Linked DNA regions of Homo sapiens: region 2 is linked to region 1. Evidence: chromatin loops called from intact Hi-C (ENCODE). Cell type or tissue: heart right ventricle. All regions are shown on one strand. Links, peaks and the distances in the headings refer to the core of each region. The heading gives the core; the rest is flanking DNA.

Region 1 (16,883 bases), core at 4,247-12,246:
TTGCTTAAATCCGGGAGGCAGAGGCTGCAGTGAGCCGAGATCATCCCAGTGCACTCCGGCCTGGGTGATAGAGCGAGACTCCATCTCAAAAAAAAAAAAAAAAAGAAAAGAAAAGAAAGAAAGAAAGAAAAGAAAAGAAAAAGTTTTCCTGTAAAGCACCTCTATTTGCTTCTTTTTCTTTTAAGAAGTGGTTTCCTATAGCAGAATCACTTCCGTTTGTTGAGGTCTCTTACGTGGCCTAGGCATTTGTTGAATAGTAAATGGCCAGATTGATGTATAAATCACTGACAAGTGAGTATTAGTCACATAATCCTCTGAGTTCTCCCCTTCAGCCTTGATGATTTTGCTTATGTATTGTTCTTTTCCCTCCCTATGAGCTTTATGGCCGATGATTTTCCTGGTTTTACAGCAGAAACTAATACAACAGAAGGAGGCTCTTCTCCCTCCATATGTACTCCTACATGTTGTACCATTTTTTACAAGAATGAAAGCACTATAATACTAAGTACAATGTTTGGGGGAAAGATCCACCAAGTGTTTAATTTAATCAGGCTTAAAAACTAATACTCCACCTCACTACGTAGGACCCCTTCTTGAACTCATCCTCATTTGACAAACTATATATTTTACTTCCATGGCCTTCCTGGTGTGTGTTTCTGTGTGTTCTCTTATTATAAGAACATCAGTCATATTGGATTTAGGCTTCACCCTAATCCAGTATGACCTTGTCCTAACTAACTTCAACTGCAAAGACCCTATATGCAAAGGAAGGACACATTTTGAGGTTCTCGGTGAACATATATTTTGGAGACACTATTCAACCCATTACAGATGCATAGATAGGTCAGTCTTTTCCCTAGCTGGATTTCTTACCCCATGAAGTATATTCTGTTCCTGAGGCTTTACTAAATCTGCTTTAGTGCAAGCACAATCTGTAATGTTTATTATTCTCATGGACAGACGATCATCATGCAGGTTGGGAGATTATGTTCTGCTAATGAGCGCTTTCTACCTGGGTGTGGAACACATGGGATGACTCACCTTGGGACTGCTGAATCAGCTGTTCTTCCCCAAGCCTGTCACTGTCCCCAGTTCTGTCTTCAGTCTCCACCCTTTCTCTTCACTCATAAAGAGCCACAGTCATCCTGGAGCAGTGGCTAGTCTGTTTGCCTCTTTCTTGAGCCTTCTGCATTGGCGTTTGGTCTGCTCTGAGCTCTGCTGAAGGGTGCCCATTAATTATGCCTTCCCTTCTGCCTGCTGGCAGTTGTCCCGATCAGCTCACCTTACAGCAGCTGTTTGCATATTCTCCTGCAATACATTTCTACATGTCCAAACCATCAGAGCTGGTGGTGACAAATGCAGTGTCAATGCTTAATCAGGCTGGTTGAGGATCCAAGGTTGTCCTGTAGGTGATCCATCTTGTCATTAATGTCAGTGCTGAAACTCTGTAAGAGGCTCAAGATGACATCTGTGGAGAAGGGCCAGTCGGCCAACAGGCTGGCTTAGGAGCAGGGCAGAAAATATAGAGGCGAGTTGCGAAGACCATTTTGGTGTCTCCAGCTTGTGCTTCCTTAGCCCAGGGTCCCTTCAACCTGTTAACCTTTAGGTTGACAGCACTTGAAGAGTACTTTTTGTTTGTAGCACTTTGGGGGAGTTTTAAAGTCCTATGCAGCTATGAAAGTAGGTGTCAGTGTCTCTGAAGCCACAAAAGTGTCATTCTGCTGAAGTGTCATAGATAGAGATTGACAGTACCAGGAAATCTTAATCTGAGACTCCAAGAACCTCCTGAATGGTGAAAAATCTTTTTATGCATAGTTCTGTTTGAATTTTTCTGGTAATAGCACCACAACTTCCCAAGAAGTGAAAGCCATAGCTAGACCTAAATAGCTTTAATGTATGAGAATTCAACTATACAGGCTGGACAAAAAGAATACATTCATCTCCTTATTTAACAAACATTTATGTGACAGGTATATTATTAGGCACTTAGGAGACATCTATGAACAAAACAGGGATTCATGCACTTGTGAAGCTTGGTTTCTAACTAAGCAATAAACCCTAAACCATGAGTGCAGGGAGGAGAGATGAATGTTTAATTAATATGAGTCATTCTATTCAGTGTCCTGGAGTAAGAGCAAAAGATGAGAGAAAGGAATCTGCCATTAGTTTCAGAACCTGGTGCCTTTTATGTGTATCCTTTTTGCAGTTCCACGTGTGATCCTGGGTTTAAAGATTGTGCCATTTTATTCCCTAACCTCAAGCCAATTAATTAATCTGGTACTCAACCGATGAGCCTGTTCCAGCTCTGAAACAAAAAAAAAACAAACACCATGTGGGATTTATTGTTGGAAGTTACATTGGTCTCCAATGTGACACTCTCTTAAGGCTTTTCAGGGATTAGTTTGACAGTACATGATTTTCATCTTCATGTGCCTATTTTAGAGCCTTATTCTGGGAGCAAGATGCTACTTCTCTGTAGTGTGGTTTGGAAATCAAAGCTATATTGTTTTATTTACTATTTCTCTGTCATCCTTTAAAACAGTTTTGTCCAAGTCAAGCATCATCAGAAAGGGGAGTTCAATAAGAAGTTGGTATTAGGTTGCTGAGATTTTACAGAAGTCAGTTAACCTTTTAGATCCTGGTTTACTTGTGTAAAATGAGGTAGTTGGACTATTTACTCTTTCAGGGCCTTTTTCAATCTAAAGGCTATAATTTTTATGTGGCAGCAGAAAATGAGCAGGACACTGTCCCATTTTACTTTATTGTTTCTCTCTTCCCTTTCTGATAGCTGACAAGTGGTGTGTTTTTTCCTTCCTGACACCAGATGCATGGTATCTTTCCTGACACCACTGCTGCAACTCTCTGACACCAACTGGGTGTCCAATAATTCAACTCAATTCTGACACTATCTACCTGGAGTTAGTGCCAGATCCCACAAGACTGCCCCCACTTTAGATGACAGTTGCAAGTTCTGGGCCACCTGCACTTCTGACTGATTGGCCATGAATCAGGGGTTCCCATAACTCCCTCCCTCTTCAGGTTTGATAATTTGCCCTGATGGCTCACAGAACTCAGGACAACACTTAACTCACATTCACTGGTTTATGATAAAGGATACGAATGAACAGCCAGATGAAGAGGTGCCTAGGCCAAGGTCCAGAAGGTCCAGAAGGTCCAGAAGGGTCCTGCCCCAGTAGAAATATAATGTTAGCCACAGATGTAATTTTAGATTGTCTAGTAGCTGCACTGAAAAAGCAAAAAGAAACAGATAAATTTGAACTTAATAAGATAGCTTAACTCAATGTATCCAAGATTTCATAATTTTAATATGTAATCAACATAAAAATTAATGAAATATTTCACCTTTTTTTTTTTTTTTTTTTTTTTTTTTTGAGACGGAGTCTCGCCCTGTCACCCAGGCTGGAGTGCAGTGGCGCGATCTCGGCTCACTGCAAGCTCCGCCTCCCGGGTTCACGCTATTCTCCTGCCTCAGCCTCCTGAGTAGCTGGGACTACAGGCGCCCACCACCATGCCCGGCTAATTTTTTGTATTTTTAGTGGAGACGGGGTTTCACCGTGTTAGCCAAGATGGTCTCGATCTCCTGACCTCGTGATCCGTCCGCCTCGGCCTCCCAAAGTGCTGAGATTACAGGCATGAGCCACCGCGCCGGGCCTACCTTTTTTTTTCATAACAAGTCTTTAAATTTCACTACCCTTACAGCATTTCTCCATTCAAATGAGCTACACTGCACATGCTCAATAACGACATGTAGCAAATGTCTGCGGTATGAGAGAATACAGGGTTATATGGTGTGAGATGGTCTGAACAATGACCCCTGGAATAAACCCACATCTTAATCCCTGAGACCTGTGAATATTATTTTATATGTCAAAATTGTCAAAAGGGACTTTGCAAATGTAATTAAATTAAGGATTTTGAGATGGGGAGATTATCTTGGATTATCTGGGAGGTCCTGATGTGATCACAATGCCCTTAGAAAGTGCAGGAGCTTCTGTCCCCATGGAGTTGGAGTGCTCCCAGAATGTAGATGTGTTCACCAATTCAGAAACTCTAAGCCCTGACACTTAGGGGTTTTTATGGAGATTTTGTTCATCACACAGGCATGAGTATGTGGTTATTAATTCAATGTCTAGCCCTCTCTCCTCCCAGGAGGTTGGGGAGTAGGGCTGAAAACTCTAGGCTTCTAATCAAAGTTTGGTTTTTCTGGAGACCAGCCCCTATCCTGAAGCTAGCTAGGAGTTTTCAAGAATCCAAGAATCACCTCGTTAGAACAAAAGTTAGAACAAAAGGTGCTCTTATCACTCTTATCACTCAGGATATTCCAAGGGATTTAAGGAGTCCTGTGTCAGGAATTGGGAAAAAAAACAAACACATACTTCTGATTATGCCATAGGAGTGCTGCCTGGGTAAGGGGCATCCTACATGACCTTAGTGTCCACTTCCCTCTTAGTGGGCATTTGCTAATTCTTCTTACAGTGACCCTCTGCCAAAGTGAAAAATTGCCTGTTCAACCCCAAAAGACTGATCAGAGGAAAGCTGGGAGGCAGTTTAAACTACCATAGCTCTGGTTTCTCTGAGGGTATCTACTCTGGCTAGAGGTCAGATCCGAACATCTTACCTATGTATGCAGCTATGGGTGGTGAACAGAACGAGGAGAGACAGTCATTGGTATCAGGGCTCTTCCACCAGATGGCCCAGGATCAAGCTGGGTGCCAGGTGTGCCTCTGGGTGCTGAGGAAGTGTGACACAGGAGAAAATCTTCTTTAAATAACTGGGTGGGAAATATGCCCCTATGCCTTCAAAGTTAAGAAATAATTTTTAAAAAAACATAATAAAAATGTGCTCAGAATAGCAAAAGAGCAGAACTTTAAGGTAGAAAGGGAAAATCCTGAGATCTCTGAAATTTAGGAGGGTGGAAAGTAAAACCACTCAGGAAGTAGAGTGAGCCTGATTAAACCACTAAACCCAAACCAGGAAATCAGTCAGGCAGCCTTGGGTGCAGAGGTGCATAGACATGGGCTCAAGTTCTAGCTTATCACTTACTGACTGGGTGCTCCTCCAGCAAGTTAATTTCCCTTAGGCTCCATTTTCTTCTCTGAAAAGTTGGAATAATACATCTCTTACAAGGCTGTAATGAGGACTTAATGAAAGAATGTATTAATGAAAATGCTTTATTAGAATGCATGTTGCTGGATAAATGTATTTTTTTTATTGTTACGCTTATCTAGTTGTGCATATCCCTAATAAAATATCTCTCTTGAATTGACATCTTAATTGCAGGAATTTAGTGGCTCTCTCTAGAGAAAGAAGAAATGTTGCTTCCAAAGTCTGGGCTCTCTTATAAGTAAGGCAAAAATAAAACAACTGAAAGTTAATGTCACCCTGCCTCCTTTATGGTCTGTAGTAGGACTGCTCCAATAGAAATATAATGTTAGCCACAGATGTAATTTAAAATTGTCTAGTAGCTGCACTTGAAAAAGCAAAAAGAAACAGATGAATTTAATCTTAATAAGATAGCTTATTTAACTCAATATATCCAAGATTTTATAATTTTAATATGTAATCAACATAAAAATTATTAATGAAATCTTTTACCTTTTTTTCATAACAAGTCTTTAAATTTCACTACCCTTATAGCATTTCTCAGTTCAAATGAGCTGCATTGCAGGTGCTCAATGACAACACATAGCGAGTGTCTATGGCATTAGAGGGTACAGGGCTTTATGGAGCGAGATGTTCCGAACAATGACCCCCTAGATAAACCCACATACTAATGCCTGAGACCTGTGAATATTATTTTCTATGTCAAAAGGGACTTTGCAAATGTAATTAAATAAAGGATTTTGAGATGGGGAGATTATCTTGAATTATGTGGGAGGTCCTGATGTGATCACAAAGCCCTTAGAGAGGCAGAAAGGTCAGAATCACATGTGACAATTAGTGATGGTGGATGTAGAGATGGGAGGAGAAATGTGCTTTGAAGATACAGGAAGGGGCCACAAGCCAGGGAATAGACACAGCCACTATAAGCTGAAAAAGACACAGATTTTCCCCTGAGAGCCTTCAGAAGGAAGCAGCCTTGATAACACCTTGACTTTAGTCCAGTGAAACTGATTTCAGACTTCCAACCTCCAGAACTGTGAGACAATAAATTTGTGTTGCTTTAAACTACTAAGTGTATGGTAATTTGTTACAGCAGCAAGAAGAAACAACTATATAACTGATACACAAATATTCACATCATTTCCAAGCGTGTTTTGTGAAGGTGTTGCCCTGGCTGCAGAGTCTTAGACAATCACAGTTGTTCATCTCAGCTTGTGCTGGGGTAGGCATTTGCAGTCATTCCTAGGGTTTTTGTGCATTACTGCTATCTTCCCTTAGCGCTGGGGTCTATTTCTTTCTCTGACCCAATTGCCGCCTTTGATGGCAAAAACTCAGTTGGTGTCTTATCACTGCCTTTAAGGACGAACAGAGGAAGGAGGTTTTCTTATTAGGGTACAGTGAGCAGCAGAAAAAAGCAATGGTTGGCTGGATTCAGTGGCTCACACCTGTAATCCTAGCACTTTGGGAGGATGAGGCTGGCAGATTGCTGAGGTCAGGAGTTCGAGACCAGTCCGGACAACACGGTGAATCCCTGTCTCTACTAAAAATACAAAAATTGACCAGACATGGTGGTGGGCACCTGTAATCTAGTAAGCTAGTTGGCAGGCTGAGGCAGCAGAATCATTTGAGCCTGGGAGGCAGAGGTTGCAGTGAGCCGAGATCACGCCACTGCACTCCAGCCTGGGTGACAGAGTGAGACTCCATCTAAAAAAAAAAAAAAAAAAAAAAGCAGTGGTTTGAAAAAGTTACTGGTGATTTTTACTATCTGCTCACTTTTTTTTTCTGGTAAGTGTAAAAATGTTCTAAAAGTTATTCATTTAAAAGAATTACTGCAATGTGGGCTTGGTGGGATTCAAGTGTTACTCTTACGTCTTTATCTATGAATGTTAGCGAATGTGTGATTAGGCCAGTGATCCTAGAACTTTAGTGTGCATGAGAATTACCTGGAGGGTCTGATCCAACATGGATCGCTGGGTCCCATTGTCAGTTTCTAATTTAACAGGTCTGGGTTGAGACCCAAGAATTCATGTGTCTAACAAGTCCCAGGTGATGCTAATTAGCCGCAGATAGGTGTGGTGTGGGAAAGCCCGGCAGAATACCTCGCCTGCAAGGGGGACTCCCAGGCCTCACTTCTATGGGGAGGGGGCCACATAATTGCCAGGAAAGACTCTGAGGCTGGCTTTCCATCGCTGATCCGGACACTTACAGAGCCCTCCTCCAGCAACAAGCCCAGCAATTGGTTGCTAAGGAACTGGAGAGTCCGCACACAGCCTCTCTTGCTTGGCTCTGTTTTGTGTCTCGCACCCTGAGGCCTGAAGCAGATGACAATTCTGAGCTTCTCAAGTCTCAGTTAAAAATACCTCATTTGCCACAGGCCAGCGGTGTGCTCACATTTCCCAGGTGGAGTGACTCCCTGGACCTGCGGCTGCCCTGGTGGAAAGTCTGTAAGCAGATAACACCAGGTTAAAAATAGCCCTGGGGAGGCCCCTCAAAGCTGTCACACTCAGCTGCCCACGTTGGGTAAGCAAGGCAGAGTGGGGAGGGATCTTTCAAGCTAGGAATGACTGAAGGACTGTCTGGCTGTGTCCAGTTTCATTCCCTAAAGAGGTTAGGACAAACTTGAGAGTTTAGCGTTCTCTTTCCCCTTGGCCTTTGTGGTTTTTTGAATTCAAAATCTAGACTTGGATACACAGCTCTAATCTGGCCTGTGGTGCTTTTTATTCTGCCCTCTTCTGCAGAACAATAGAATCATAACAATAGAATTGAGTTTCCATCCTGTTTGAAATTAAAACAAAGAAGGTGAACCTGGGGCATGGTGGCTCATGGCTGTAATCCCAGCACTTTGGGAGGCTGAAGGGAGAGGATTGCTTGAGGCCAGGAGTTTAAGACCAGCCTGGGCAACATACTGAGACTCTGTCTCTACAAAGCAAAAAAAGAAAGAAAGAAAAGCTTTTCCTAAGGCATCCTGGTGAGAACGTGAAGTGGCCCCAACAAAGGACCTGCAAGATCTCACCTGGGTGTGCCTTGGTCAGTGGTCCGAGTTGTTTTATGACAAGCTCAGCTTACCTGTTTGGCCTCCTGGTAGCACTGTGTGTGTATTTTTTTTTTTTTTTTTCTGTTGTTGTTTAACACTACCTCTATTAACTGAATGCAAATAAGAGGAACAAAAATGCTCTTTGAATAAGAAACATATATTCCTAACAATATTCTCAAATCATTTCATGTCAGCCACTCCTAAAAATGCTCTTGTATTGTTATTCTCCTTTATATATGCTTTAGGAGAAAAAAGGAGTAAAAAAAAAAAAAAAAGGAATAGCATTGATTGCTTTCCATAGATTTCAAAACTTTGGATTTTCCTATTCCTTGCTCCTTGGTGAACAACTGAGTCCTGAATGGTTCAGTGGACAGAGTAAGGTGGGTTCTAAAGTGTGGGGAGGGACAGCAGCACGTCAGCCACATCAACAAGGACAGGTGGCCAGCAGAGTATGTTGGTGCCTAAGCAGGGTAAGGATGGTGTGTGTGGAGGTCAACCTAAGATGGGGTTCAGGGTCTGAGTAGGAGGAGGAAGGTGTCCATGCATAGGAGAGCCAGGGCAGAATGAGCACGGCGTCTGGGACAGGGTGAGCATGGCGCCCACATGGCAGCTGGGGCTGGGACATGGGAAATTAGTTACAGACTGGGGGATTGATCAAGCAATTAAATGTATTAACAATAAACCAGCTTTCTCCCTGTTGGAAAAGGGGTTAAAAGTATAGAAAGTATAGTAGATCTGGACCTCTGTGATATGGGATTGAAACTGGAGATATGTGTATAAATATCTGGTTTTCAATGTGTAAAGATAGATATAGAAATAAATACAGAGGCCTATGTGTATGTGTACATATGTGAATGCACACACAATATAAATACATTTTTCCATATAGCTCTTTCTGCTGAGAGAAACTGGGAACAACACCACCCCAGGAACAATGAGCACATCATATGCATACCAAGGGGCCCTCAGATCTTGTTTTTTAAATGTCATTTTCTACAAAAAGGAACCAGGATCCTTGGAGAAATGGCTGATTCCAAGGGTGATGCAAGGCTAGTAGCAGATGAATTCAAAGCATCTTGTTCCAAAAAGCAAGGAAGTGCTCAAAGAATGATGGGGCATGTCACAAGGACACAGCAGCCAGCTTTAATGAACTTCCATTGGCCAAATGGAGGGCAAATTGAGGATCTAAGTAAATTATGATAGTAACAAATTATAAACCATTGAATGAAATAGGAAAACAGTAGTCCATGCTTATGTAAGCGAATAAAAAAAGAAATGGGGCCGGGTACGGTGGCTCACGCCTGTAATCCCAGCACTTTGGGAGGCCGAGGCGGACAGATCATGAGGTCAAGAGATTGAGACCATCCTGGCCAATATGGTGAAGCCCGTCTCTACTAAAAATACAGAAATTAGCCGGGCATGTTGGCACGCGCCTGTAGTCCCAGGTACTTGGGAGGCTGAGACAGGAGAATCGCTTGAACCCGGGAGGTGGAGGTTGCAGTGAGCCGATATCGCACCACTGCACTCCAGCCTGGCATCAGAGCGAGACTCCCTCTCAAAAAAAAAAAAAAGAAATGGAAAGTTTGAAGAGATGGTATATTAACATGGTTTCAAAGTACCTCTCCACAAAATAATGTTACAATGGGGAGGCTTGACCCATCCCAACAGTATCATGTGTTGGATATGACTGTCATCAATAAAAGGACAAATTGATAGGATTCAATGAGAAAAATGCAACATCACTTTTGTGTTATTTCTCCCAAAGATGTCTGAATTTAATCCTAAACCACAACTGAGGAACATTCTACAAAACAACTGGCCTGTAATTTACAAAACTGTGAAAGTCATAAAAGATAAGAGAAGACTGAAGAAGACTAAAGAGACGTGAAAACCAAATGTAATTGTGATTCTAAATTAGATCCTTTTGGTAGAAGGGGTATTATTGAGACTAATGGAAAAACCAGTGGGGTCTGAGAATTAGGTGGTTGCAATATATCAATGTAATCTTCTCATTTTAATGGCTGTGTTGTGTTTAGGCAGGAGAATGTCCTTGTTTATAGGAAATATCCATTAATATATTCTGGAGCAGTGAGGCATCTGGTTAGCAACTGAGTATCAAACGGGTCAGAAGAAAAGTCAGAAGAAAATGGGTCAGTTCCTTATACTGTACCTTCAACTCTTCTGTAAACATGTGTGTTTTAAATTTTTTAAAAAGGAAAAAAGTAAATACATTTTGTTTAATAATTTCAGGAGATATTTCACTTTTGCATTTTTAAAAAATCTACCCTAAGACAAACTTTATTTGTAGTCATGGACATTTTTTCTTTTTGAAAGTAGTGAACAATTTAGTATACTGTTAATATACAACTTAATCTTAAATGAAATATCTTTCCCCTAACTTCTTCAATTGAAAATAGGATTATTTATAATCCCTTAATTCACATCCACAATTCTTAATTGTGTTTCCTTTGAAAAGGATAAAAGTTGATACATGAAAGCTAGGCAAGTATTAAACATTTATAGAACTCTTTTAAATTAGTTTAGTCTGTTCTCATTTGGATCTGGAGGTTTGTCTTTTCATAAGCAAATTAGGTGCATCTATAATATACATAGTTTAAAACATTTATCATTTCTATGTTTGGTTTTGTCTCAAAGTACAGATAACTTTAGCGCTGGGAAGAAATGAGACAATCATTTAAAAAATATTTTCTTGCTTGGGAATACCAACTGTGGAAAGACGTCAAAACAAAATTTAAAAATGTGATGGATGGAACAATGGGATCTACACTCTCAAAAGCCTTCTTTTCTTTTTATCAACTTCTTATAATTTTAGAAAATGTTACATAATTCTTAATACCTTGAACTCCGATCATAAATATTAAACATTCAGACAGTTTTTTTTATAAGTATGTATTAACATATTATTTAAAATATTTAAAACCATCAGTGGAAAGAAGCGGGGAAGGTAAATTATTTGATTATGACTGAAATAATAATTCTAATATTATATATATATAAGTACCTATAATAAATATTAATTAATATTCCTAATCATTGAAGTATTTTCAACATGAGACTGCTCTCTGTTGTAGTTAAATTGAACATATTTTAATAAAAAGGTTGAGGTCAGTTTGTAAGTTCATTTTGTTTTTTTTTTGAGATGGGGTCTCGCTCTGTCGTCTAGGCTGGAGTGCAGTGGCATGATCTTGGCTCACTGAAACCTCTGCCTCCCGGGTTCAAGCGATTCTTCTGCCTCAGCCTCCCGAGCAGCTGGTACTACAAGCACACGTCACCACATCTGGCTAATTTTTGTATTTTTAGCAGAGACGGGATTTCACCATATTGGCCAGGCTGGGCTTGAACTCCTAACCTCATGATCCGCCTGCCTCATCCTCCCAAAGAGCTGGGATGACAGGCGTGAGCCACCACACCCAGCCATGAGTTCATTTTTCACATTGCCATAAATTATTTATGCTGTACTTTCTATAGCATTTTTTAATCATAAAAAGTATGACTCAATCTATAGCATTAATCACAATAGTAATTAAATGAATATTTGTGTAACAATTGACTCTATTTTTCCCTTGATAGTTCGTGTATTCCATAAGGACAGGGACTACTGACTTGTCTATATTCTATTTCTACCTCTTAGCACAGTTTATCAGATCACTTTCTCATGTGTTTTACATTTTTTATTGTGAGCTCATTTTTCGGGCAGGGGGCAGTTTCGGAAGTGCAGAGTGGTTTTGGTTTGCTTCTGATAGGCACCCTAGTAGAATTACCAGTCTGAGATCTACTTTTATATTAATTTCACAGCTTGGGAATTCTACACTTGCTGTACAATGTAAATTTGTACAGCAAATTTTTCATTTCTCATAAGAGCTTTTTATTGTTTTCACTTTTACAGGGATGCTCTTTTTTAGTCCTTTCCTTGGGCTAAGTGGAGCTTTCTAACTTCCTTTTCACTGACAGTGTAGCATTGTGAAAGTCCTGGATTTATTTGAGGTTCTCATTTCCAGCTCCTAACCTAGGCCTTTTCTCAGGTCTCTTTCTTGGCATTCAAACCCCAGACCCAAGCTCCTAGTCTGACGTCCAAGAAAATTTCTCCCCTCACCCTCATTATTTCCCTCTAACCCTAATTTCCAGGATGTCTTAGCCTCAACTTTTACTGTTCTGGCTTTCAGTTTCCCTTTCTTTTCTTGCTCCTAGAAATTCCTCTCTCTTTCTTTTGACTGCCACTATGTATTTAAACTGGCATGAACAATAGTTGAAACCATGGATGGTTCCATTTGAAAGAAGAATGTGTCGGGAGGGGAGGAAAGTGACACTTTCCGGAGTCAGGCACTTTTATACTCCGGACATTTCCCAAACCCTGGGAGATGGGGCTGCTTGTCTGGCTTCAGGATTGTAATAGCAGTTTCAATTAGGATCCCCCTGGATGGTCTATAAAATTATTGGGAGCATTCTGTATTTGGTAGCATTCTGATGATTATAGGTTATGAAAACCTCTTAGAACTGGCTAAACTGACGAAGGGGATTTTATCTTTGGCTTATTTGATGTCTCACAGATCCTAAGGGCAGGAAAGCAGGGACTAGAATTTGGAGGTAGAATTTGGAGGTAGAAGGCTGGTGGGAATTAATGGAATTATGGGCATCAAGGTACACAGATGAGATGCAGGATGCCTCTGATCTCTGATTCTGAATCAGGATCTTGTGAAACCCTTATCCAGTTAAGGCTAATGGGATCATTTCTCCTCTCCCGTTATCCTTCCCATTTTTGGGAGACTCTGATTCCCTTCATGTCTCTCGCTGCTTCTGTCTCCTGCTTTTTTGCATAGGAATGGTTGGTTCCTCATATTAGCCTTTATTACTCCTCGTAAAGAGATTGTCTTTCCCTGGCTATTTTTGTCTCTGTCCCCTCTTCCTCTAGGAAGGCCCTGTTGAGTTTGCAAGAGTTTAACTTCCTTCTTAATTTAGTCATTTCCTATCTATATTTTCTGTAGGTTCAGTAATTTTTGCTCAGTTTGCTTTTAGTTTCTCTTTGTCTTCTGGCCATGATCTTTGCCAACTTGCTCTTCTAGACTTCCTTTGTGAAGTCTCCCATAGTGAGAAATATGAGTAGATTTTGGGTCTGCTGAATGCTTTCATGTTCAAGTAAATCTTGTCTACCATTATCCTCCTGAGTTGGCTAATTCCTACCCAGAAGGTGTTCTCCTCTCAAATCCGCATCTAACCTAGGCTTGGACTCAATCTATTATGGGTTGCCCAGCTCCCTTTTAAATATTTTTCATTTTTGCTATGTCTTCTCTTTTTCCTAATTCCATAAATTTTCTATTATATTACACACACAGTACTTATGTACTCACCTATAATAACTGTGTCAGGCTGAAACTTGATACGTAAGAATTATTGGATAATTTTATGTTGATTTTCCAGATCTTACCCTGTTCAATATATCCAGATTTTCAAAAGCTGCTTGGCATAGTTGTCCAATCTTTTTTTTTTTTTTTTTTCTGTTTTTGACAGAATCTTTCTCTGTCACTTAGGCTGGAGTGCAGTGGTATGATTACATTTCACTGCAGCCTTGACTTCCTGGGCTCCAGTGATCCTCCCACCTCAGCCTCCCAGGTAGCTGGGACCACAGGAGTGCACCACCACGTCTGGCTAATTTTTGCATTTTTGTTAGAGACGAGTTTTTGCCATGTTGCCCAGGGTAGTCTTGAAAACTCCTGAGCTCAAGTGATCCACATTCCTTGGCCTCCCAAAGTGCTGGGATTACAGGTGTGAGCCACCTTGTCTGACCAGTTGTCCAATCTTTTAGGCATGGTTCCTCAGTTGTTTTTACAATCAAATGTCTATCTGCAGCTTTTAAAAAACTGCCTTTTAGTAATTTATCACATCCTTGACCTTTTGGGGACAGACAATTCATTTGTTTTCTGAGAACTTGTCTTTCTTCCTCTGTTTGATTTCTTTGGGTTCCAGCCATACTTTATTGTCTAGTAGTTATCAGAAGCATCTCTCTCTTTCCAATAAACTCTTTAAGCGTATTAGACCTGGGTGCAACTCCTTGCTCGTCTATATCTATCCACACAGACCTTCAGAGTCTCACTTTTTCCTTCTTATCTGCTCAGCCTACCTGCTCAAAACTCAACCCTTCTCTTAAGGAAACTTATGTCTTCCTCTAATTTAGTAGTTTAGTCAACACTTTTTCTGAAAGTAAGACTGAACTATGTTTTTCAAACCATTCCAGATATTTTTTGACCTCCTGAGATAAACATTCTGTAGAGACAGGATGTTTAATGCACAGGCCTTTGAATTGCCTTTTTAGCCTTTGCATTTGCAAAAGTTTTATTGAGTTGTGTTCCTACTTCACCCCAAGAAGAAGGAATACATGATGATAAAGCCTTGTATATTTTTGTTTTCAAATGAAATCTACCAGCTGTAGAAGGGTAAATCTACCAGCTGTAGAAGGGTAAATCTACAGCTGAATCCATGAATTAGGTCTATGAAATCTAGAGACCGGGTCAGAGATTATTTGTTTAACAAATCCAGAGTGAACTTAGGATCATGTGATAGAGGGTGGCTAGAACCTGTGAACAAATTCTGTGCATCTTAAGGATTGAGATCTCCCCTTCTCTGTTTCTTTCCATGGCCCTGAATGTAGCTTAAAACAACATAAGGAGGAATAGAATTTGGGGCAGCCTTTCTTCAGTTTAATACTTATTTTAAGACTGGCACAAATAGTCAAAACTAGAAGCTCACATCTACTTCTTGAGAACCAAAGAATCTCAGCTGTTTTGTAGTTTCCAGGCAGCACCTTTTGTCCTGTTCACCTCCAGAAGCTAAAAACTTGATCCTACCTCAGCCACAGCTGAAACACTGGGAACTGGCATAGGCTGCAGAGACTGTCCAAAGTCTAAAGTCCTACATGGACCATGTTTGGTATGGGTCCACCAAGGCTTAAAGCCTCATGCTGTGCCAGATCAAGAAATAATCACTCCATGTGTGTTGTTCTACCCTAGTACCACTCCATACTCTCTCAAGACTCCTGGTTCAAGAGTAGTATATGTTAGTTATATATTATATATATATATATTTTGTTATATATATATAGTTAGTAGTATATGTTTTAAAGGACTTAATACATTCTGCCACTTCTTTTTGATTGATATTCGATTGATGTTGACATTCAAATTCTGTGTTCTTTGTGTTCCAGGTAGGGTGATGATCACACACAATTAAGAGACATAATGATTATTATTTTTTAAATGTCCCATACCTCTGTGGAAAAAAGGCATAAGATTTAGTACTTACCTAAAGAGCTAGTGTTTATTAATGCCTATAGGAAGGGTAACAGTTTGCTTACTTAGGGCTGTGCCTTGTATCCAGAGAGTCAAGCTGACCACACCGTATTGCTCAATAGATGATTGCTGAATGGCCCAAGTGGTTCTCAACTAGGGAAGGCAGTACTCTAAAGAACATTTGGAAATAAAGTAGGAGCTATTTGTTGGTCACAATGAGTGTGTGAGTGTGTGTGTGTGTGTGCACGTGTGTGTGTGCTTGTGCTATGGCTGGCATTTATTAGGTGGTGGCCAGGGATGCCAAATATCCTGCAATATGTGAGAGAGTCCATCAGTGAAAAATTGTCCTTCTCGGAATATCAATTACATTGCTTCTCTTTGGCCCCCCTCCTCCTTCAACCAACAGACATGTGCTTTGAGGCTCATTGGAATAAACGCTCAAGAAATACTGTTGTTTCAGTGCAAAAGTTCACACTGCACCTATGGTTGATTTGTTGTTGTACTTTTTACATGTCTGCATTACCCTAGTCATAGGGTATTGAAGTCACCTGTGAAGCTGTATATCTTCTTGGAGGTAGGCTGTTAACTCCTTGAGGACAGGGACTATGTTTTCTTCATCTTTATAGCCCTATAACACAGAATAGATGTTACATAAGCATTTGTGGAATAAACCAAATTACTGGGATTTTAACATGTCACATAGACGTGTTTTGTAATGGAAACCTCAACACAGAATTTCTCATTTTTCAACTAGAATATTCATGGAACTATAGCAAAACATATGATGAATGTTAAGTTTGGAATTCATCTTTTGCTTTAGGTATTCAGAAAGAAATTGCTGCTTCATCTAATGCATAACATCATTACTTGTATTTTTTCACTGCAGGATTCCTTTTCAGCAGGTAGGTTCAGTAGGTTAATTGTTTTCAACATCTGTTTATGTTTTACTTTGCATTGAAATGCCTGAAATGAATTGTTGTAGAGCATAAAATCCACTTTGTCTTCTATGCTTTCCCTGATTATTTTCAGCTGTAGAAAGTCAATCTTTTAATTCGCTACTCACTTTGACAATCTGTTTCAATTTTTAAAAGTCACAACATTTCCATTGTTATAGGATTAGTGAGTCAATTAAGTTTCTAAGATTTGCACAAATTCAGGAGCCTCCTTAGCGCTAAATGAAATGTGGGTTTGGCTTTATGTTAACTGTTTGACTCCTTTGGATTTTGCCATAGCTTTCTTAGAGATGTAGTAACGAATAATCAAGATGTGAAATTTAGAACATTTTTATCAATAAATATCAAATATTTAATTTCCCAAGAAATGGATAACCCAACTCTCTTTCCCCCCGTATTCTCTATTGTTTTAAAAAATATAGGCTGAAAAACTGACCTTTAAGACTCTCCAATATATGCAGAAAGAGTTCT
Region 2 (16,883 bases), core at 4,577-12,576, 72 kb after region 1:
AAGGCGTGTTGAAAGCCAAGATATGCTGAAAGCTAGGCCTCTTGCACCCAACAGTTAGCCAATTGTGAATGCAAAGCAAAAGTTCTTATAGGCAACAAACAGTGCTACATCCGTGAACACACAAATGATTAGAAGGCAAAACAGCCTTATTGCTGATATGGAGAAAGTTTTTGTGGTCTGGATGGAAGATCAAAACAGCCACAACATTCTCTTAAGCCAAAGCCTAATCTAGAGCAAGATTGTAACTCTTCAATTTTGTGAAGGCTGGAAGAGGTGAGGAAGCTGGAGAAGAAAAGTTTGATGCTAGCAGAGATTGGTTCATGAGATTTAAGGAAAGAAACCATCTCCATGACATAAATGTGCAAGATGACGTAACAAGTGCTCATTTAGAAGCTGCAGCAAGTCATCTAGAAGATTTAGCTAAGATCATTGATAAAGATGGCTACACTAAACAGCAGATTTTCAGTTTAGGCAAAACAGCTTTGTACTGGAAGAAGATGCCATCTAGGACTTTGCTAGCTAGAGAAGAGAAGTCAGTGCCTGGCTTTAAAACTTCAAAGGACAGACTGACTCTGTTGTTAAGGTCTAATTCAGCTGATGACTGTAAGTTGAAGCCAATGATCTTTTACCATTCCCAAAATCCTAAGGCCGTTAACAAGTATGCTAAATCTACTCTACTCATACTCTATAAGTGTAACAGAAAAGCCTGGATGACAGCACACCTGTTTACTGATAGACCAATGGAATGGAATCGAGATCCAATAAATAAATCCATGCCTTTACATCAAACTGGTTTTTGACAAAAGCACCAAGAACACTCAATGGAGAAAGGACAGTCATTTCATGCAATGGAGAAAAGACAGTCAATAAATGGCATTAGAGAAACTGCTTACTGATTATTTTGAAGCCCATTTTTGACACCTACTGCTCAGAAAAAAACAGATTTCTTTTAAAATATTACTACTCACTGACAATGCACCTGGTCACCCAAGAGCTCTACGGAGATGTAAGAGGAGATGAATGTTGTTTTCTTGCCTGTTAACAAAATATCTATTCTGCAGCCCATTAATCAGGGAATAATTTTGACTTTCAAGTCTTATTATTTCAGAAATACATTTCATAAGGCTGTAGCTGCTATAGATAGATTGTGATTTCTCTAATGGATCTGGGCAAAGAAAATTGAAAACCTTTAGGAAATGATTTACCATTCTAGATTCCATTAAGAATGCTTGTGATTCATGACAGGAGGTGAAAACATTAACATTAACAGGAATTTGGAAGAACTTGATTCCAACACTCGTGGATGACTTTGAGAAGTTCAAGACTTTAGTGGAGAAAGTAATTGCAGAGGTTGTGAAAATAGCAAGAGAACTATAATTAAAAGTGGAGCCTAAAGATGTGACTGAATTGCTACAATCTCATGATCAAACTTGAATGGATGAGGAGTAGCTTTTTTATGGATGAACAAAGAAAGTGGTTTCTTGAGATGAAGTCTATTCCTGGTGAAGCTGCTGTGAACATTGCTGAAATGACAACAAAAGATTTTGAATATTACCTTAACTTATTTGATAAAGCAGTGGTGGGATTTGAGGTTTTGATTTGCATTGCCCTGATAATTAGTGATGTTTAACATTTTTTCATATACCTGTTGGCCATTTATATGTCTTCTTTTGAGAAATGTCTATTCAGGTTTTTTTGATCATTTTGTCATCAGGTGATTTGTTTTCTTGCTACTGAGGTGTTTGAGTTCCTTATGTATTTTGGATATTAACCCTTTATTAGATGTATAGCTTGCAAATATTTTCTCCCATTCCATAGGTTGTCTCTTCACTCTGTTATTTCCTTTGCTGTGCAGAAGCTTTTAGTTTGATGAAATCTCATTTGTCTACTTTTGCTTTTGATGTTTGAGCTTTTGGGATCATTTCCCAAAAATCATTAACCAGGCTATAGGTTCCCCCTATGTTTTCTTTTAGTAGTTTCATAGTTTGGGCCCTTACATTTAAGTCTTTAACCCATTTTGAGTTCATTTTTGCATATCCTATGCGATAAGAGTCTAATTTCATTCTTCTGCATGTTGATAGGCAGTTTCCCTAATGCCATTTATTGAGTGTCTTTTCTCCATTGCATGAAATGACTGTCTTTTCTCCATTGTGTGTTCTTGGCACCTTGTCAAAAACCAGTTTACTGTAAAGGCATGGATTTATTTATTGGATCTTGGTTCCATTCCATTGGTCTATGTGACTGTTTTTATACCAATACCATACTGTTTCAGTTACTATGTGTTATTATTCCAGTCTCACACTGCTATAAAGGACTGCATGAGACTGGGTAATTTACAAACGAAGGAGATTTAATTGACTCACAGTTCTGCATGGCTGGGAAGACCTCAGGAAACTTATAATGGTGGAAAGGGAAGCAAACACATCCTTCTTCACATGATGGCAGGAAGGAGAAGTGCGGAGCAAAATGGGGAAAGCCCCTTATAAAACCATCAGATCTCATGAGAACTCACTCACTATCACAAGAACAGCAACATGGGGGTAACTGCCCCTATGATTCAATTACCTTCCACTGAGTACTTCCTATGACAAATGAGGATTATGGAAACTACAATTTAAGATGAGATTTGGGTGGGGACACAGCTAAACCATATCATTATGCTTTGTAGTATATTTTGAAGTTAGGTAGTGTGATGCCTCCAGCTTTGTTTTTTTAATAGGCTTGGTTTGGCTGTTTTGTCTTTTGTGTTTCCATGCAAACTTGGGGATTATTTTTTCTGTTTCTGTGAAAAATGTCATTGGTATTTTGATAGGAATTGCATTGACTCTAGATCACTTTGGGTAGTACGGACACATTGAAAATATGAATTCTTCCAACCATGAACATCCATTTCTTTCCACTTATTTGTGCCTTCTTCAATTTTTTTCAATGTTTATAGTTATTTGTGTAGAGATCTTTCACTTCCTTGTTTATTCCAAAGTGTTTTTTGTAGCTATTGTAAGCAGGATTGGGTTTTTAAAATATATTTTTCAGGCTGGGCGTGGTGGCTCACACCTGTAATCCCAGCACTTTGGGAGGCCAGGCGAGCAGATCACGAGGTCAGGAGATTGAGACCATTCTGGCTAACATGGTGAAACCCCGTCTCTACTAAAAATACAAAAAAATTAGCCAGGCATAGTGGCAGGCGCCTGTAGTCCCAGCTACTCGGGAGGCTGAGGCAGGAGGATGGCATGAATCCGGGAGGTGGAGCTTGCAGTGAGCTGAGATCGTGCCACTGCACTTCAGCCTGGACGATGGAGTGAGACTCTGTCTCAAATATATATATGTGTATATTTGTGTATATATATATATATATATATATATATACATATATATATGTATATATATGTGTAAACTCATTTCAATCATTCTCCTGATTATAATTCAATCTCTACTTGAATGTTAGCTGTAAATTTTTAGTTAAGCTGCTTACAGTTTTCAGGGCACTTTTAGGTACAATTTCCTTTTCCCCTGACCTGATAAGTGTGCTAATATGGTAATTTTTTACTTCTATTTTCATGGATAATGATATCCATTATTATATTAGTTTTCAAGTATCCTTTGGGGCCTTATTTTATTTTTTATTGTGGCATTTATTATTATTATTTTTTGAGGCAGGGTCTCGCTCTGCTGCTAAGGCTGGAGTGTAGTAGTGTGATCTCGGCTCACTGCAACCTCTGCCTCTTAGGTTCAAGCAATTCTCCCTGCTTCAGCCTCCTGAGTAGCTGGGATTACAGGCGCCCACCACCGCGCCTGGCTAATTTTTGTATTTTTAGTGGAGATGGGGTTTCACCATATTGGCCAGGCTGGTCTCGAACTTCTGACCTCAAGTGATCCACCCACCTCAGCCTCCCAAAGTACTGGGATTACAGGTGTGAGCCACCACTCCTGGCCCTGCATTTATTATTATATTTAATTTTATAATTGCACTTTCAGACCAATGCTTCTTGCTGTCACTTAGTGTATGTGTGGGATCTGCAAGCTAAATTTAATAAGCAAAGTGAGTTCAGAGAAGTAAAATGTATTATAAAAAAAAATTCTAAAGTCAAATATATTTTTCTTTTATATTTCATTATTTTGGATCATTCATCATACTAATTTCCCCTGCTAACCAAATAATGAAGATTTGCTTGTATTTCATCCTAGAGACAATACCTACATAATACTATTTAAAACTTAATTTAAAAATATTATAATGGTATGTGTAAATGTTATAGTTTTTAACTTGATTCCTTTGAGACCTCAGATCCTGATCAACTATATCATATGTTATAACAATGAGCTTTCACAGTTTCTCTTTTAGACTGTGTCTGCTTTTAATAAATGTACACATCATGTACTGCAAAACAGGCTAATTGAAATGGAGGAGACCCAGCAGATTATCTCCAGCTTGCTTATATGTTCCAGTACATTGCAGAGATATTCCATGCTCCTGAAGTGAGATTTTAACTTTAAGAATTTGATGTGTTGGTTATTTGTTTTTCCCTCTGACATATTGATTTGCCATTAGGTCCTAAACAACTATTCTTAATATCTAGAGCAATTTTATAAAAAAAATTACTTAGCCACATGACTAAGATTAAAAATTACACCTGAAGCATGGAAACTACATGTTTTCTGTCATGTACTCAATTTTCCATAGTATACTACAGTTTTCTTTAGTGTACTTAATCCTTGTAGGTTTGCAGTGAGAACCAAATGAGTTTCCTCAAATGAGCTTCTTGAAAAACACCATACTGTTACCCAAATTTTATATTATGTGTGTTCACTGAAGATTAAAGAATTTCATCTGGCAACTGCAGAGAATGCGCTTGAAAGTTTGGGGGCAGATTACATTTGATTCAAAGCATAGCTCTGCCCATAGCCAGTTGTAAGTCCCTACCATAGTTTCTGAAGCCCTTTTTGCTTCTCTAGTGTTGTTGACCTGGCTCCAGTTGCACTGACCTTCCTTTCTACCTCTCAAAAATGCCAATCTCTTTCTAGCTTCCTTTGTGTATAATGTTCCTTTTACCTGGTAGTATCTTTCTCCTCACACTAAGCCCTCTTCTCAGAAGACATCTCTGCAGACAAATCTCTGATCACCCTCAATAGGGCCTGTTATCTTTCACCATGGCACAGTTATAACCCCTTTTGCCTGTCTGTTTATTGCCTCTCTTACTTTACAAGCTCCACAGTGGCAGAGAACTTGTTGACTTTGTACATCATTGTATACCCATTGTTCAGAACACTGCCCAACACATAGCAGGTGCTCATTAAATAGCTGAGTAAAGGAATAAATGAACTCTTCAATCAGGGAACCCTCCTAAATGTCTAGGTTAATGAGAGTTCAAAATATGTTGACTATAGTTGTACTACACTTTTTGTATAATTTATATGTTCCTAAAATTTTTGCATAAATCAAATTTTGTGTGTATATTAAGGGAATTGAAACTTTAAGGCGACTTGGATAATATTTCCAGAGATAATTTAGCTTCCTTCTGAAGCTCCTGAGCTTCCCTTTTTAAAATCAGGCAACACTGATGATCTGGTTGGCAGAATAACCAGCTAACAGATACTAAATTAACTCTCACTTCTCCATCACTGTTAAAATCCTGGACCTAATGGATGAGGAATTACTAGATTGTGCCTGAAGACTGGCTTAGCAGCTCTGTGCTTCTTCTTAATATTAACTCATATGCACTCAGTTAAAAAGACTTTCTAATTGAAAATTTTAGCATTAAAGTTTATATAAAGAACAGAAAGAAAACAACAATAAAATATGTAGAGGATACTGATGAGAATAGCGATTGAGAATCTGTTCATGTGAAGAATACTTGAGGGAACTGGGGGTGTGAAACTTTGAGGGCATACCATGGCCGTTCTTAGATGTTTCTGGGCCATGAGATGGAAGGGGGAGCATACTTTTTCTGTGTTCTTCCACAGGGCAAACATATTAATAGAACTAGTAATTGAAAGTCATTGAGAAGTAAATTCCTACTTAGCTAAAGGAAGAATTTTATGGATAATAAACTTGTGTAAATATAGAATTGTTGTCTCAGGAAATGGTGAGTTTGCTATTACTGGAGGTATTTAAACTGACTGATGAGAACTTACTGGAGACACTAGGGTAAGGAATCCAGCATCCTAAGGTTACTTGGTTTTTCACTGGGTTGAGAGGCAGGTCCGTTTACAGTGGCCCATGGCACTGATGAATAAGGAGCTCCAAAAACTCATGAAACAAGATGAAGAAAATTAAATTTAGCATAGGTTTTCTCAAAAACTCTTTTATGTTTGCTTTGGAATACTAATCAGAGAATCTACTTGAAGGTTTTGGGGGGCATTGTGTTGACATATGATGGATCATATCCAGTAGCAACAACTGGCCACCTAACTGCCTTCAGAAAGAATGGGCTGAGTTAACTGCAGGACTTCTGGTTTACTAAGTTGAGTTTGCAAATTGGGTCCCTGCTACCTGAAGTCCTGTTTCTCTTCAGTGCAAATCTCAGTTTCTCAGCTAAATAAATATTAAACAAATATTTAAAGAGTATCACCCTGGGGAGGAGCCAGGTCATCTGCTTGGACCCCTCTGTGTATTGGATGGATTGGTCTTTGCTTAAACAGTTCATGGTAGAAAATAGAATTTCAGGCTCTAGGTGTTAAGTTACATATGTCCCAAATTGTATCTCATTTGGGAATAAATGGAAACATTAAGGAATTAAATACTTTCATATTTATAATTTTTTAAAATATATATAGATCAGTAGTCAAACAAAAAAGATGAGCACTGTTGCTGTTACCAAAGAAATATTCTGAAGTCATTTGCTGCTTACTTTCCTGAATTTATCTGCTAACCTGGAAACAGCAGTCAGCCACATGAGTTCTGGCAACCTGGCTGTTTAGGCAGCTGGTTGTAGCAAAGTTCCCTTTTCAACATCAGGCAACACTGGTGACTTAGTTGCTTTTTTGGCATTATGCATAAAATATGAAGTGATAGATGAGGTTTCATTTTATGAGCCAAAATAGCTCAAAGCATAGGTAAGATACTGTCATATAATTCCAATTACTTTCATTTTACAAAGATGTAAAGCTAGAGAATCAGGCCATGACAGATCAAATATTTCTAAAAATGCCTTGTCATGTTACTGACAGTGTCACAAGCACACACATTTCATCAAGCTCTGTGCAGTACTTTTCTCCTCAATAATTCATCGGTATTATGTGTTGAGGAAAGTGAGGGACCCTGAATGGAGGGACCAGCTGGAGCCGTGGCAGAGAAACATAAATTGTGAAGATTTCATGGACATTTATCAGTTCCCAAATAATACTCTTATAATTTCTTATGCCTGTTTTTACTTTAATCTCTTAATCCTGTTATCTTCTTAAACTGAGAATGTACATCACCTCAGGACCACTATTGTACAAATTGATTGTAAAACGTGTGTTTGAACAATATGAAATCAGTGCACCTTGAAAAAAAACAGAGTAACAGCGATTTTCAGGGAACAAGGGAAGATAACCATAAGGTCTGACTGCCTGCGGGGTCGGGCAGAATACAGCCATATTTTTCTTCTTGCAGAGAGCCTATAAACGGATGTGCAAGTAGGAAAGATATCACTGAATTCTTTTCCCAGCAAGGAATATTAATAATTAATACTCTGGGGAAGGAGTGCATTCCTGGGGGGAGGTCTATAAACGGCCACTCTGGGGTTGTCTGTCTGATGCGGTTGAGATAAGGACTGAAATACGCCCTGGTCTCCTGCAGTACCCTCAGGCTTATTAAGGTCTGGAAAAGATCGCGTCCTGGTAAAGTTGAGGTCAGACTAGTTCTCTGCTCTCGAACCCTGTTTTCTGTTGCTTAAGATGTTTAACAAGACAATATGTGCACAGCTGAAAACAGACCCTCATCAGTAATTCTAATTTTGCCCTTTACCTTGTGATCTTTGCTTTGCCCTTTGCCTTGTGATCTTTATTGCCCTTTAAAGCATGTGATCTTTGTGACCTATTCCTTGTTCGTACACCCCCACCCCTTTTAAAGTCCTTAATAAAAACCTGCTGGTTTTGCGGCTCAAGGGGACATCACGGATCTACCAATATGTGATGTCACCCCTGGAGGCCCAACAGTAAAATTCCTCTCTTTGTACTCTCTTTATTTCTTAGACTGGCCAACTCTTAGGGAAAATAGAAAGAACCTACATTGAAATATTGGGGGCTGGTTCCCCCGATAATTATGTGGCTCTGACTAGAATGTATAAATAATACTTGTGATTCAATTCATTTGAATATCCGTATTCATGGCATCCTTTTATAATGTGTAAAAATCAAAACAACTGCAAAATAATTCAACAATTGCACATTTCTTTTGTGATCTGTTAATCTCTCATCCCCTGGGCCCTGGTAAGTATGCCAAATATTAATGAGAATCAGGAATGTGTTGGTTAAAAGAGTATGGACTTTTATATTCTCTTTCAGAGTGGCTGTGTCATTTTTACATTATTTATGCCCATCTTAATTCAAACTGTGTTTATCTGTTAGTATTTTCTAAGTTTCTGTATTTTAAGAGGGACACACTGCTATTGGCATAGCAAACAAGACCCTCAGTCTGTAGGCTTTTCATTTATGACAGTTTTACTGACATTTAACTCTTACGTGGGCATTACTTAAATGTTGAATAGTGCATGTAGAACCTGCTGACCTGAAGTGGAGGGCACCTCTTGGGCAGGGTAGTGTGAGCTTTTGTATTCCCAATTAAGTTGGGAGTTAGGTTCTCCTCCCAACTTTGCTACTGACAGCTTTATCTCAGGCAGGAGTCACCTCTGCGTGTGATTCATTTACTTATTCAACAGATAATTATGGAGTGCTGACTGTGCACAGGAGGGATAGAGCTGCAGATGAAATAAACAAATATCCCTGGCTTCACAGAGCTTATGTTATGCCGGTGAGAGATAGGCAGTAAGCAAATAAATAGACAGATAATAAATACTCGTTTAGCGGATAGTGATAAGTGCAATGAAAATAGCAAAGCAGGGGAATGGAGAGCTTTGGGAGGGTGGGAGTATGGTGAAAAGAGGTGCAATTTTAGGCAGTGTTGTTCAGGAAAACTCACTGCGAAGCTTACATTTGATCCATGAGGATCTGGAAGTCCGGGAGGTGAGGGAGAGCCGGATATACTGAGCATCCTGTCATAATTGATTGAAGTGGGAAAAGAGGTCATGATGGGATCAGTCCTGCAAGCAGTTACTGTTGCCAAGGTTGGGAGTGTGGGTGGGGGGGCCTGACGTAAGGGAGGAATAGAGGGTCTTACTAGGAACTAGCTCTATCTCAGCTCCTGGCATCAGTTTATTCAACAAAGATACCTGGAAAATTATCAATTTATTCCTTTAGCAAACACTTATTGGTGCCTATAATGTGCCAGGCACACTGCTAGATGCTGGGTTACGCAAATGAATAAAACATACTACTGTCTTCAAGGGACTTAGCGTAATAGAGGACCAGACATAAACACAATTAAATTGCTGTAAAATGTGATCAGTTTACAAGGCATGGAGGTAACACAGAGAAAGGGGAGGAATTCATTTTATCTGGCATTATTAGGGAAGGCTACTAGCAGGGAGGAGGTAACTGCTGAAATTAATTTTGGAGGAAGAAGAAAAATTTGCCATGTAAACAAGGTGGGGTAAAAAGGCAATTCAGATGAAGTAACAGCCAGATCTACCATATATTAGAGAGAGTACAGCTGGCTTAATTTTTCTAGAAAATAAAATGGGAGAGAAGGGAAAATGGATTTGACGGATTTTTAGGAAGTAATATTGGCAGTATTTAGTGATTATTTGCATATGAATGTCTAAGTTGACTGGAAGGCAAAGGCTTTTGGACTTGGAGACTTAGGTAGATGGTATTACCACCAAAAACATAATGTATATGCAGTCAAATGCTCTACCCCTGAGCTATACTCCCCGAAAAAATAATGTATGTGAAGGAGGAGTGGTAGAAGTGGTGGAGAAGGAGTTAATATTGAGATCATTTCTTATGTGGATTCAAGAAGTTCATGGCTGTAATTTTCTTTTGAGTGGAAATGAAAACAGCTTTCCTTCTGTAGTAGATGACATGATTTAGACTTTTATTCAGTGGTGTGCTGGTAAATTGGATCCCTGAGGAAGAAAAAACAAACCAACAACAAAACCATTATTTGCATAATTTGCTGATTCTTGTGGTGTAAACAGTCCCACCAGATGTCAAGCTAATCATAGTTTAACCGTCTGCTCACACATCACTGTGTTTCATCCCTTGACAAGTATTTGCTGAACTTTCACTAGGTGCAAGGCATGCAGCTTTGTGCTGGCTGTTTCTCATTTACTTCTCCATATCTACTTTCCACTCTCCTCCATCCTAACTCTTCCCAGGGGAGGCCGCTTCAACAGTGGCTACTTTCTAGCTTCCTGTTGGGTTCAGCCAATGGAAGCCACCAGCATGAGATCATAGTGTGGGAGAATAGACAGTTTGGGTAGTGATCCCCTGGTTTCCTTTCTGCCAGGTTACATGGGTTGACTGCAACCCACTCACTGTAAGAGGCCACGACCCCTATCAAGCAGCCTTCCCCATACAACTCTCTCCAAGTTCCAGAAAATTCTTTTTCCCCTTGTCTCTTAAACCTAGGGTGCTAACAGCTCCCTGCAGCAGCCTACTGTACTATGCCTTGTTGGTTTATCTAAACCCTGCCTGTACCTTTTCCTTCTGTAGGTGATCAGAGCCCTTCATTAAACATTCTGCAGTGAACCTGCTTTAGTGGCTCACCTCTTTCCTGGTAGGATCATGACTATTACAAATGAAGAAAAAGAAAGACACAGTCCTGGATTTTAGAGTCAGACCAATGTGACCAAAAAATACCACAAATGCTTCCATTATTTATCTTCTGATGGGAGACAATGACACATGTAAAAATTCCCTTGCACCGCTGTCCATCCCCACGTTTAGTGGAGTAGAAACCAAAGAAGCCTCTTTTCTGCTTCTCATACCCCGCTAAGCCTAACCTCTTATATGGTCTCTTGAGGTCGCAGAAGATGCTGACATAGGAAACCAATGCTGTTCGCTTATCATAGGGAGAACAAGCCATCTATTGTTATTTGGGTTTTCCAGTAGTGTTGTCATCTGTTGATTTATGTTCCTGTGTTATCTGTTGCTCATAGATTGTGCAAGGAGGTCAGATAGGCAAGATATTTGGGAGCACTGGACTGGAGTCACAGTATTTGGCTATGAAAATCTGTTTAGGCTTCAATTTCCTCATAATGCAAAAGGAGAAAATGGGAGTAGATTATCTTGGAAGATCCTTCCAGCATTAACATTCTCTTCACGACTAAGTAAGTTCTGCAGCTCTGGGAGGTGCCTGTGACTATGATTTTGTGAGCATTTTTCACTGAACAGCTCAGCCTAACAAAGACAAACTTAGGAATGTATTTTTAAAAAGATGATTGTGTGAGTCTTGTCAATGAATAGAACATCAAACTCAGTAGCATGCCTCTGACAATGTGATGTGTCAAGAAAAGTGTATTAGTTATATATTGCAAACTACCATAAACCTATCAGCTTAAAGCAACACACATATATTATTATACAGTTGCTATGGGCCGGATATCTGGGAGTGGCCCAGCCAGGTCCTCTGCTTTAGGGTCTGTCACATAGGTGAATTAAAGATGTTGGCAGGGTTGGGGTCTTATCTGAAGGCTTGACCTGGGAAGGATCAACTTCCAAGCTCATGTGATTCTTGGAAAAACTTCAGTTCCTTAAAGGCTTTGGTTGGAGGGTCTTAGTTCCTAGCTGTCTATTAGCCAGTGGCAACCTTCAGATCCTTGCCATGTGGGTCTCCTCAATATGACAAGTTGCTTCATCAAAGCCAGTAAGGGAGAGAGTCTGTTAGCAATGCAGAAGTCACAATCTTATGTAGACTAATGATGAAGTTGACATTCCATTACCTTCTGTTGGTTGGGAGCAAATCACTCAGGCAACCTACACTCCAGAGGAGGGGATTAAACAGGGCATGAATACCAGGAAGCAGAGATCATTGCGGGCCATCTTAAAGTCCACCTGTCACAAAGATTCTGTTTTTTTTTTTCTCATGAAAAAAGAGTTTTAAATTCTGAGTTCTCCTAATAATATTTAAAGATTAGTTTATTTGCCAAAAGTAAAAAGTGACAATTGAATGCAATGTGGGATCCTAAATGGAGATCCTGGCAAAATTCAAATAGGGTCCTTAGTTTTGTTAAAGATATTGTATCAATGCTAATGTCCTGGTTCTAATAATTATGCTACAGTTATGTAAGATGTTTACCTTAGTGGAGTCTGGATGAAGGATATATGGAAATTTTCTGTACTATTTTTATAACTTTTCTGTAAGTTTAACAGTAGTTCAAAATCAAAAGTTAAGAGAAAAATGATTTATAAAACTTAAAAATCCATTAACCATATAAGCCTGCTTTGTGGCTATGACTTATTTCATAATTTAAACTTTATGTCCTTATCAGAACTTGTTTTTTGCAGATAAAATCTATATATTAATTTGTATATATACTATAACAAAATTATTTGAAGATAAATTCTCTAACATTTTTATAGATAAACTGTACAAGTTTTGGTAGATAAATAATTTTATAACAGCCTTCCTAGTGAGAACACCATAAAAACTTCACTATCACTATATTGTAGTATTATTTATATAGCTATCAAATGTTTGAACAAATAATTATAGAGGAGGTATAAAAGCTTTCTGCTTTAACTTTAGTTGAAATGTACTAGGTACTTTTGCACAACACCAAATGCACTTCAGACATCAATTTAAAATAATCACCCTTTCTAAAATAGTTTTTAGATAGCTAAAGTGGTCTCCTTCCCTGTGCAGAGCTGTTTTAAAGTCATCAATCTGTTTGTTGCTTGGATATAGACACATATTCCAAAATAGTGTGGCCTATCTCACCACGCTGTTCCATGTGATGAAAAGCAAAATGCTTCAACCTTCCCTAGGCAGTTGAATTTTATGCAAAGTAAGAAAAAATGACTACACATTTTGCTCACTGTTGGAAAGTGTTGCTAGTTATTAATACCCCATCACTATTTCACATATCCTGGTCCAGCAGTTTAAAGCTTATGGGTCTCAGTTGGTTACACCTCTTAAGAGAACTATTTGGAAACACAGTAGACATTTTTCTTAGGCCCTATTTTTAGAATGGAGGGCCTAATGGTATTTTAATGTCTCTATATATTCCCAGAACAAATCTTGAGGAAAATGCCTGTTACCTTTTGAAATTTAGCAAATCTGGTGGGATTATCAGTGCTCCTCTGAGAAACATTGCCTTAAAGAATGAATTTTGACTTACAGAATGTTAGTAGTAAAAGGACTATGAAAAATGGTCCAAACTCCAGCTCTTCCAAAACCTTCACTTTTCAAATGAGGAAACTGAGTTTTGACATGAGTGAGCTATTGCCCAAGATTCAACAGTGGAGGAGTGGCCATGTGAAAGTTGCAGGGTGATAGACTGAGGCTTTCCTGTAGAAAAATGACCACCGTAAGAGTCAATGACAATGATTCCATTTCTGAATTAAAGACTTAACTTTAGAACTTGAAAACAGTCTGCTGGCCTCCTGTATGAAACTTCATTTTTGTTACCCTAGAAGGTTCTAAGAAAAGATGTAGAATGATAAATAAAATGAAATGAAATGAAATGAAATAAAATAAAATAAAATAACTCAGTTCAGAAATGAGGAAAGGTCCAGGAACTGCTTGGGAGAGTTGGGCTCCAGAGTGTTGTTCAGTTTGCAGACATCTTTCTCATCTTCAAAAAATGTTGAATGTTTTTTTTTCCCTTTAAATGGTATCTGGAATTTCATCAGTTAGAGATTCCATTGCCCCAGTGAGCAGTCTTCTTTTAAAGATGCAAAAATCTCTGGGAGGGTTAAGTGTTCATCTATTATTATGCATTATTCTGTGTTTTTTTCATCTATTTTCTTATTTAAAAGCTTAATTGAGATCAGCTGCAATTGGGAGTACTGTTTTGATTGTAGGAAGGGAATAATATGTTTCAAGCACTCTGGTAGAGGTGGCCATCTAGGTGGGGTGCTGGCATCGGGGTGATCACAAGGGCATTGGGACCCTGGGACCTTGGTCAAGAACTAGAAGGCAAAGGAGGAACACCAACGACAAGCCTAGCTTGTTTTATAGCTTTACTGTGGGCTGGCTCACACCTAGAGAAGAAAGCACAAATGTATTTACCCTTTCCTTGTGTTTCTTAGCCCCTTTGACAAATACTGATTCAATGCACATTTGTAGGCTTTTGTAGAATGGAGATCTCACCCATCACGTATATGATGGTGCCACTCACAAAGTGCATATCAAGATTTGCACTCTTGGCTGGGTGCGGTGGCTCAGGCCTGTAATCCCTGCACTTTGGGAGGCTAAGGTGGGCAGATCACCTGAGGTCAGGAGTTTGAGACCAGCCTGGCCAACATGTTGAAACCCTGTCTCTACTAAAAATACAAAATTAGCCGGGCGAGGTGGCGCATGCCTGTAATCCCAGCTACTCGGGAAGCTGTGGCAGGAGAATCGCTTGAAACCAGGAGGCAGAGCCTGCAGTGAGCCTATGGCGCCACTGCAGTCTAGCCAGGGCAACAAAGCCAGACTCCATTTGAAAAAAAAAAAAAGATTTGCGTTGTGCTTTCAAGACATGCATTCATGAAATTAGGACTTACTCGTAGTACAGTAGTAAATAGAATAGGTCCTGGGTCAATCTGCCCGAGTTCTAATCCCGGCTCTGACTCTCATTGCCTCAGTGAACTTGGACAAATGTCTTATTTGTCTGTGCTTCTTTCCTTATTTGTATATTGGGGATTAGTAATAACACCTATTACTCATCCTGTTCTGAGAAATCAGTGAGGTGATGCATGTGTGGTACTAAGAACAGTGCCTGGCAAACATAAGTAACTGCATATAGTAATTTTATGTTCTCCACCTTCCTTTACTGTGTATCCTAGTTTTATTTGAGAAAGTATATTCGCTAACTTCTCTGGGATAAGAGTCAGGACAGGCAGGAAATAATGAAAAACAGTGTTATTTAAGTGATCCTTTCTTAGTCCCAGAAATATCTAATATATTTCGGGTGTCTTCTTTATACCAAGAAACTTGCCTGAACCAATTCATATTTTATATGCTGAAGCTAATTCTTTCAAATACAAAACCTCTTCTTCAACATCCTCACTGTTGAATTTGGTTACATATTAATGTATGTAGACAATTATATGAAGATCAGTATTCCAAAAGATACTCAGTTTTAAGGTGACTTTCTGAGAGGAAGGTAAGATATTTTTATCTGAATGTAATTGTTGAATTCCCTTTTTCCATTTTTATGTACAAAGATCTCTGCCCTAAGATTATTTTACAGACCCTATTAGTTTCATTTGATCTCAACGGCTGGCCTATCCCCTTATGTTTTTGTAATCTGTAGAAGTATGAATGGGGTATTGTAAATGTGCTTGTTGGATCAAGGAGTTTTAAAAGCCCAACTATTAGGTCCTTAGAAGAGAAGAGACAGGGAGAGTAGGTAGAATGTGTCCTGAAACTTGAAACACCAGGATTCTATTCCTGCTTCTGCCATTAGGAGCTATTTGACCTCAAGTCTGTCCTAGAATCTCCCTGGAACTATCTCATTTGAAGGATTTGAATAAGGTATTGTTTAAGGTTTGTTACATATCTAATATTGTACGATTCTGTGATATCTTATTGGCTCCACATTTGTGAAGTGTATGCTTTGATTTAACTGACATGTCTATTTTCTTTCCCAGTTTCCTTAAAACTATTTGAAATGCTTTTAGCAATTGACCAGCCAGGGTGAGAGATGCAGCCTTCAGCTGTAAAGTAGAAACAATTACCTGGGTCTGCAAGGAAGCAAGTCCGTGGCCTTGACTTTGTTAGTATCCCATCTCCATCCACAGAGCTATGGATCTAGGACTGTTTCATGGCATGTTAAGTGAATAAAGATAAGCTCTGGGGGCATCATTACTCATACTATTAACAGACAATTGTGTGCATTTTTTTTTATTTTGCAGATGACAGACTAGAAATCTGAAAAGATAAATAACTGTACAAGGTCTTCCAAGTTGCCACTCATCTGTATAATGTTCATTTTCCAGGGAGGCTGGGGAAGTTAATAATGGAACAGCTTACTCTCTGCTGCCACTCAGAGATACTTGAATTTCTCAAAGGGAAGATAAAAATACAAGAATAACATATTTTTGACCTACTTCTTCCTTTGCAATCTGAGGGCCTTCGTTTCCATGTTAATTTTCCCCTTTTGATATTAAATAGAGCTCTTTTAGGCTGACAACTATATATTTTAGCCCAGTAAATATTAAACAAATTATTGATAAATGTTCCTACAAGAAATAGTTAGATGATGTGGAACTAGCTATTTCTTCTAGAATCAAGACCATAGAATAGCTAAAATCACTGTCATAGGACTGAATGTAAAAATTTAAGTTGCTGACTATAGTAAGTATAAATTAAGATAATATCACAACACAGGGGCTAACTTTAATTTCACTATTATTTCAAAACCTATTCTGTAAAGACACTAATTTTCACCTTTCTCTTTTTTTTTTTTTAGTCATGGACTCCTGCCCTGTAGGTCCTTCTGTGAGGCTGCAAAAGAAGGCTGTGAATCAGTCCTGGGGATGGTGAATTACTCCTGGCCGGATTTCCTCAGATGCTCCCAGTTTAGAAACCAAACTGAAAGCAGCAATGTCAGCAGAATTTGCTTCTCACCTCAGCAGGAAAACGGAAAGCAATGTAGGTGTCTGTGTTTCATTTCATTTTTAGAAGATTTTAT

Evidence for each region. A loop is a pair of places that touch in the nucleus more often than their neighbours do. Peaks named below come from ENCODE experiments on the same cell type or tissue, not always from the same donor. Only the 100,000 strongest peaks of a DNase experiment are listed, where the experiment ranks them.
Region 2: a loop joins it to region 1, with 4 times the contacts of the local background. A loop is called at or near these places in 12 of 110 quality-filtered maps.

What each region holds. Positions count from the first base shown.
Region 1 is chr4:47,815,667-47,832,549 of GRCh38, reverse strand. All of the region lies in intron 1 of CORIN (corin, serine peptidase), which reads left to right. It overlaps LOC101927179 (a long non-coding RNA gene), which reads right to left and starts at 1,205. Exons shown (of 3, transcript NR_125881.1): 1 at 1,042-1,205. RefSeq lists an enhancer at 6,515-8,101. In heart right ventricle, for the core only: no CTCF peak of the experiment used is centred there; a DNase peak (open chromatin) is centred at 7,528; H3K4me3 peaks cover 132 bases; H3K27ac peaks cover 1,748 bases.
Region 2 is chr4:47,744,362-47,761,244 of GRCh38, reverse strand. CORIN (corin, serine peptidase) reads left to right here. Exons shown (of 22, transcript NM_006587.4): 5 at 16,662-16,843. Among named protein-coding and RNA genes, the nearest start is that of CORIN, 85 kb to the left of the region's middle. In heart right ventricle, for the core only: no CTCF peak of the experiment used is centred there; no DNase peak of the experiment used is centred there; H3K27ac peaks cover 1,577 bases.